2 separate regions of the Homo sapiens genome follow, and region 1 is linked to region 2. A link is an interaction called in ENCODE POLR2A ChIA-PET data of the cell type or tissue named here. Cell type or tissue: B cell. All regions are shown on one strand. Links, peaks and the distances in the headings refer to the core of each region. The heading gives the core; the rest is flanking DNA.

Region 1 (2,896 bases), core at 293-2,792, 140 kb before region 2:
AACCTGCGGGCTGCGCGGGCCGGAACCGCGCCAGCCCAGCGGGCTGAAGCCGGGCAGAGGCAGGGACGCATCCTGGCCCCCTGCAGCCCCGAAGTGGGGGCCTTCAGGGAGGGAAGTCTGCAGTGACTGGAGCCTCTCAGGAGCCACGCAAGGCAGACCGGGCAGCCCCAGGCGAGACTCTGAACACGAATAAGCCAGGATCTACGTGCACTTCGAGCTAGTGCAAGGGAGAGCCTCAGGCTAGGCTGTCAGACCTGGGTGGAGCCCTACCAATGCCCCCGAGCCAACATCACCTACCCTGTAAAATGGGATGGTGCTGCCTGCCTCCTGGCTAAGGGACCGGCAACTCCCGGCAGGAATTGCGTCCCAGAGTCAGGTCCCTGGAGCTCCTCTGGGAGGACTGGGGGCAGGGGGTGTGGTTTCCCCAAGAGGTTTTGACTGCCTCTTGAGCTGAAGCCCCCACTACTGTGTCCCACCTTGAACTCTCCCAACCTCTTCCCTCCTGGCCTCCCCACTCCACGCAGGAAGAGGTTGGGAGAGTGACCTAGAACTTTTCAGCTCCAGGAGCTTTGGGAGAGGTCTGGTGGTGGCGGTGGTGGCACTTCTTTTAGGCTAGTGTGGATCAGGGCATTTTTGGGGGTCTCAGAGACAGTTTCCCACCAGCTACTTCCTTAGAGGTCTGTCCTACCAACATACAAGAACAGCCCCACCCCGTGGCAGGCCGGCTTCTGATGCTGCTTGGTTGAATGCTTCTAGGTAATCAAGGGTTAATGCACACGCTTTTCTTTTTACCCTTGTTGTGAAAAATCTGTCTGAAGTTTCTAAATCCCTCTTCCCTACTTAGCGTGAATCTCCTAGGGAGGACTTCTATACAAATACCCAGGGGTGGGCTTCCCTTGGGGGTCTTGGAAGTGGGATCTCCACCCAAGTGATCCTGGGCCTCCCAGGGCTGAGCTTTTGGTTTCAAACTTACTTGTGCCAAGCTAAGGGCATCAGGATCGCCGTTCGTGTCATCTTTACAACAATCCTGTGGGTTTAGTGCTATTATTATCCCCACACACTTAGGGAGGGGAAGTGACTGGCCCAAAGTCCCGCAGTCAACGAGCCAGGCCTCCCAACCACTCCTCTCTGACAAGAGGCTGGCACTTCTTGCCCTGCCTACCCAGCCTGGGTTGCAAGGAATTGGGGGTTTAGGGGCTTCAGGCCTCCTGGCTGCTGTCTTCCCGGGGCTACGCTCATTCTTACTGTCCAAGTGAGGCCAGGGGACTGGTCAGAGCCCTGGGGCCTGGGGAGGTTTCTCTTCCCTGCTCACCTGGCTGGGTGCCGTTTTATGGCTATGCTCTGTCTAGGGGGATAGCAGGTGTGACCCCTCAACACGAGGTCACAGCCCACACCTGTTTGGGCAGAGCAAGGCAGGGCATCGCTGTGTGGGCGTGCAGCATCTTTTGGTTCCTCTGGGTGAAGCAGGGTTTGGGCCCCATTCTCCACATACTTCCGGGCCATCTGAGGGTAGCGCCCACCTGGGGGGTGGGGAGGACAACCAGCCAGGAGCTCACGGTTCGGTGGAAGAGACAGGCCACAGCCATGTGGTGTGGTGGAGGGGCAGGGGGCAAGGGTGGAGGTGGGAAGAGGATCAAGGGGCGTTCCCGAGGCCTCTGTGGGCTTGGGGGCCTGCCTGCTATTGGGGCAGAACAGGGGAAGTAGGCAGTGCCCAGCTGGGTGCTGAGGCTCTGTGCAGAGGACAGGCAGGAGTTGGAGGAAGAGGATGTATTTGAACTTGGATGTGGTGAGTTTGAGGTACCTGGAGATCAGCCAGGCTGGGAGTTGAGCTCAGAGAAAGGCCCAGGGAAGCTTTATTAGCACCTGTAGTCTCCAGAGTTCGGGGATGCTCAGATCTTAGGGGTGCCACCAGAGGTCTCAGGAGGCACTGGTATGAGTGTCCTGGAAAAGCCAGAAGGCAGCTGGGTGGGATGAGTTGGTGAGGGGCACTAAGGGGGTATCCTGCAGGTTTAGGGGGCTGGGCCAGGGCCCATGTGAGAGTTATGACACTGGGGGAGTGGAAGGGGCTGAGTGTCTCAGGCCAAGGCTGGAGATGGGAGGGGGGAACCTCTGCTCTGCAACCCCAGAAAGGCAGGGTGGGGTGGGAGTAACCAGGGCCAGTGCAGCTGGAACCAGCTCAGCCTGTCCTCCACCTGCAGAGCCCATCCAGGAACTGTCCAGCACTGGGTGCTCCTGAAGGAGGCTGAGTCTGCCTCTTGAGCCCACAGGCCCTGGCTTAGCTTGTTGTCCTGGCCCCCACTCCCTGCTTATCTGACCCGCACTTCCTGCAGAGCCCAGCTGTGGATTCCCCCGCCCCCCCACCCAGCCGCTCAGAGTGCCCCATCCTCTAAAGGTGGTCATTTCCTTTCCTGAAACAGGGATTCAGTCTTCCCACTCTGCCCTTGGAAGCGGAGTTCCCCAGAAACAGGTCTCAGAAAGGGACCAGCCTGGAACTTGGCTCCATACCCCCCTTTTTTTTTTTTATTTTTTTGAGACAGAGTCTTGCTCTGTCGACCAGGCTGGAGTGCAGTGGCGTGCAACCTCAGCTCCCTGCAACCTCCGCTCCCTGCAACCTCCACCACCTCTGGGGTTCAAGCAATTCTCATGCCTCAGCCTTCTGAGTAGCTGGGGTTACAGGTGTGCACCACCACGCCTGGCTAATTTTTGTATTTTTAGTAGAGATGGGGTTTCACCGTGTTGGCCAGACTGGTCTCAAACTCCTGACCTCAAGTGATCCGCCCTCCTCGGCCTCCCAAAGTGCTGGGATTACAGGTGTGAGCCACTGCACCCGGCCTCCCCTCTTGTCCATTCTGCAGCCCTGGACCCTCCCACCTGGCGTCTGACACACAGTGGGAGC
Region 2 (2,896 bases), core at 309-2,808:
AGAGGCAACTTGAGCCATGTAAAAGTAGTGCGTGGTTTATGGGGTGTCGGGTCTTGCGTGTGCCTCTGGGCCTTTGGGTAAAGATGGGGTGCACCCGTGAGAGCAGTGGTAGATCAGGTCTGTGAGCCACCCTTACTCCTGGGGAATGGCTCAGAGGACTGGTGGACGTGAGGCATGACCCTGGTTTCTTGCCATGCGGTCTAGGAACAGGGACTTTTGACTTCCCATCAGCTCTCCTCTTTGAAAGCACCCTTGACCCTGAACGATTTTGCATGTCTGTAATTTGAATGTCGTGTGGTTACAGGACCCGGTCAGCCCAAGGAGCAGGGGTCCAGCAGCTCTGCGGAGGCATCTGGAACAGAGGAGGAGGAGGAAGTGCCCAGTTTCACCATGGGGCGATGACAATGTTTGCCACAGCCTCTGCCTGGAACCTGGCTCGTGCTGTGACCAGAAGGGAAAGGCGGCTGTTTGGCTCTTTCTCCCCCGCAAGGACCCGCTGACCCGCTGGATGGAGAGCAAAGGAGACCCCTCCCGAGCCGCTCACAGTCCTGTATTTGGCAGGTTTGGGAGCCTGAGGGGCCATCTCCCTGACACTCAGAGGCACTGCCTTGCAGACACCATCCGTGCTCCTGGTAAAGGGGGACAGAGAGCCTCACCTTGCCACATATTTGAACAGTGATGAGTTTGGGGCTGGTTTCTGGGAAGGGAACGTTTATTTAGTAAAGAGCAGAACACCCTTGCGTTTTGTTGGGACATGTGGACCGTGAGTCGCAAACACTCTGGAGAAGGCTGAGATGCCACCATTCCCACGGGGACTGAAGACACATTACGTGGACCTGGTCCCAGGCTCAGTGAGGAGATGGCCTCAGCTGTGGGGCTGGTCCATGTTGCCCACTCACTCCAGTGGGAAGTGGGGACCACGCCATAGAGGGTCTGCTCCCACTGCAGCTCCCGGTGCTCTCGTGTTCTGGGAAGGCCTGGGTGTGTGCACAAGGAGGCCCGGGCCAGGGACTTCACCAGGGGCTGGGTCACAAGGGCACAGGGTGTGTGGAAAGCGCTGTGGGGGAAGAGCCGGTCACCGGAGAGTGAGCAGGCGGAGACTCCAAGCTGGGCTGAGCCAGAGCAGAAGGCGAGGGATTCCCAGCCGGACGGGGGTTCTCTCACCAACAGCTGTGATTTCATCCCGAAGTGGAAGGGGGTCTAAACAGAACAGGCTGAGAGAGGCGGGACTGGGTCAAGTGGGTGGAGCTCCTCCTTGCATGACTGCAACTGTCGGGGCTTTCCGCCGGCTCACAGCAGTTGGGGCCAGCGGGGAGAAGAGAGGCGGAACTGCTGTGTCCTCATGTGGCGCAGCCTCAAACTGGCATCCAGGCACTGGGCCCATGCAGAGAAGGCACCTGCAGAGAGCAGGGCAGCCCGGCGCAGGGGCATGCGCCTAGAATCCCAGCTACTCGGAAGGCCAAGGCAGGAGGACCGCTTGAGTCCAGGGATTCAAGGCCAACCTGGGCAATAGAGCGAGACCCTGTCTCTTAAAAAACGATGATGATGAACACAGAGGACGGGGCACTGTGCTGGGAGCCAGGGGGCCTGGGAGGAGCCGAGACCAGCCTTTTACCTCGGGGTTTTGAGGCCAACAGGGACGACAGAGACAGTTTCTAGTTAGAGCCTTGGCTCCATTTTTGGATGATTTAGCCCCGAGTTCCTGAGTCTATTTTATGCCCCTTACGTACTTTGATAGAACTAAGGAAATAGTGGTTTTGAGTGAAGGGAAAGGAAACCCAGAAACATTTTACGTTGCTTTTACTTCTGTAGTGTAGATTGCCCCGGCCCCTCTCTGAGCCCTGTAGCATCTGTGATAGCTTCTGTCCCTTCATCGGTTCATGTCACAGGGATTTTCTTTCCCAGGAAGCGGACACGGAGAGTCAGCCCTAATAAATGAGCACATGCCCTGGCTGTACATTTTGAAACCTGTTTTTCTCTGTCTGGGACTGGCTGGTTTGTGTTTCGGTTTTAGTTCTCCTATCTTTGGACTGTTGGTTTCCATCCCTCTCCCCACCCCCACATGTGTCACAGCCCCTGCCCTGAGTCTGCAACCTGGAGCTTGTGGGCCGCCTCAGTGCTGGGGAGGGTGCTGGGGCTTGGAGCCTGATGACCTGGCTTTGAATCCTGCCCCTGCCTCTGGTAAGCCAGGGGACTGTCAGCAAGTCCCTTCCTGCCTCTGCCAGCTCACTGGGCCAAGAGAGACAGTCGCCACAGGTGTGTGTTGGGTGGGTGGGCACATGGCGACACAGCAGGATGCCAGGTTGCGGTGGGCTTCACCCCCACGGGGTGCAGGAGATGATATTTAGGCAGGACATGTCCTGTAGCCATTTCTGGCCATTAGTACTAGGTCATCAGGACCTTAAGTTGAGAGATTCTTTCTTCAGGGCATCACTTATTTAGGAAAAGAAGAACAAACAGATGTCATCATTGAGAAAGGATTGGGTGATACTGAGAGCCCCTGCCCTCCCCCCGACAAAAAAAACCACCATTAGGGGAGAATCATGAAGTAATGTCCCTCATTGCTCATGGGTGGGAAGGAGTCTGGAACTGAACACAGAGGTGTAGGTAACAGAATCGTCTCAAACAAACTCACACACAAGAATTCTTATGGCCAGGCGTGGTGAGCTGACGCCTGTAATCCCAGCACTTTGGAAGGCCGAGGCAGGAGGATCGCTTGAGCCCAGGAGTTTGAGACCAGCCTTGGCAACACAGTGAGACCCCATCTCTACAAAAAATTTTAAAATTATCTGGGCGTGATGGTGCGCACCTATAGTCCCAGCTACTTGGGAAGCTGAGGTAGGAGGATCCCTTGAGCCGAGGAGTTGAAGGCTGCAGTGAGCCGTGATCACTCCAC

Evidence for each region. Peaks named below come from ENCODE experiments on the same cell type or tissue, not always from the same donor. Only the 100,000 strongest peaks of a DNase experiment are listed, where the experiment ranks them.
Region 1: POLR2A ChIA-PET joins it to region 2 with 6 read pairs; 4 of 35 experiments call an interaction of 5 or more read pairs at or near these places.

What each region holds. Positions count from the first base shown.
Region 1 is chr7:102,287,732-102,290,627 of GRCh38, forward strand. The region is part of intron 1 of SH2B2 (SH2B adaptor protein 2); the gene reads left to right. Among named protein-coding and RNA genes, the nearest start is that of SH2B2, 2.3 kb to the left of the region's middle. RefSeq lists enhancers at 795-884, 1,555-1,604, 1,795-1,934 and a silencer at 2,285-2,364. In B cell, for the core only: CTCF peaks have their summits at 1,229 and 1,460; DNase peaks (open chromatin) are centred at 710, 1,630 and 2,202; H3K4me3 peaks cover 1,987 bases; H3K27ac peaks cover 1,862 bases.
Region 2 is chr7:102,424,710-102,427,605 of GRCh38, forward strand. PRKRIP1 (PRKR interacting protein 1) reads left to right here. Exons shown (of 6, transcript NM_024653.4): 6 at 305-1,957. The coding sequence ends at 402. LOC100630923 (LOC100289561-PRKRIP1 readthrough) reads left to right here. Exons shown (of 9, transcript NR_038967.1): 9 at 305-1,973. Among named protein-coding and RNA genes, the nearest start is that of ORAI2, 7.4 kb to the right of the region's middle. RefSeq lists enhancers at 855-1,758, 929-1,438, 1,919-2,208. In B cell, for the core only: no CTCF peak of the experiment used is centred there; DNase peaks (open chromatin) are centred at 1,302 and 1,932; H3K4me3 peaks cover 1,853 bases; H3K27ac peaks cover 2,500 bases.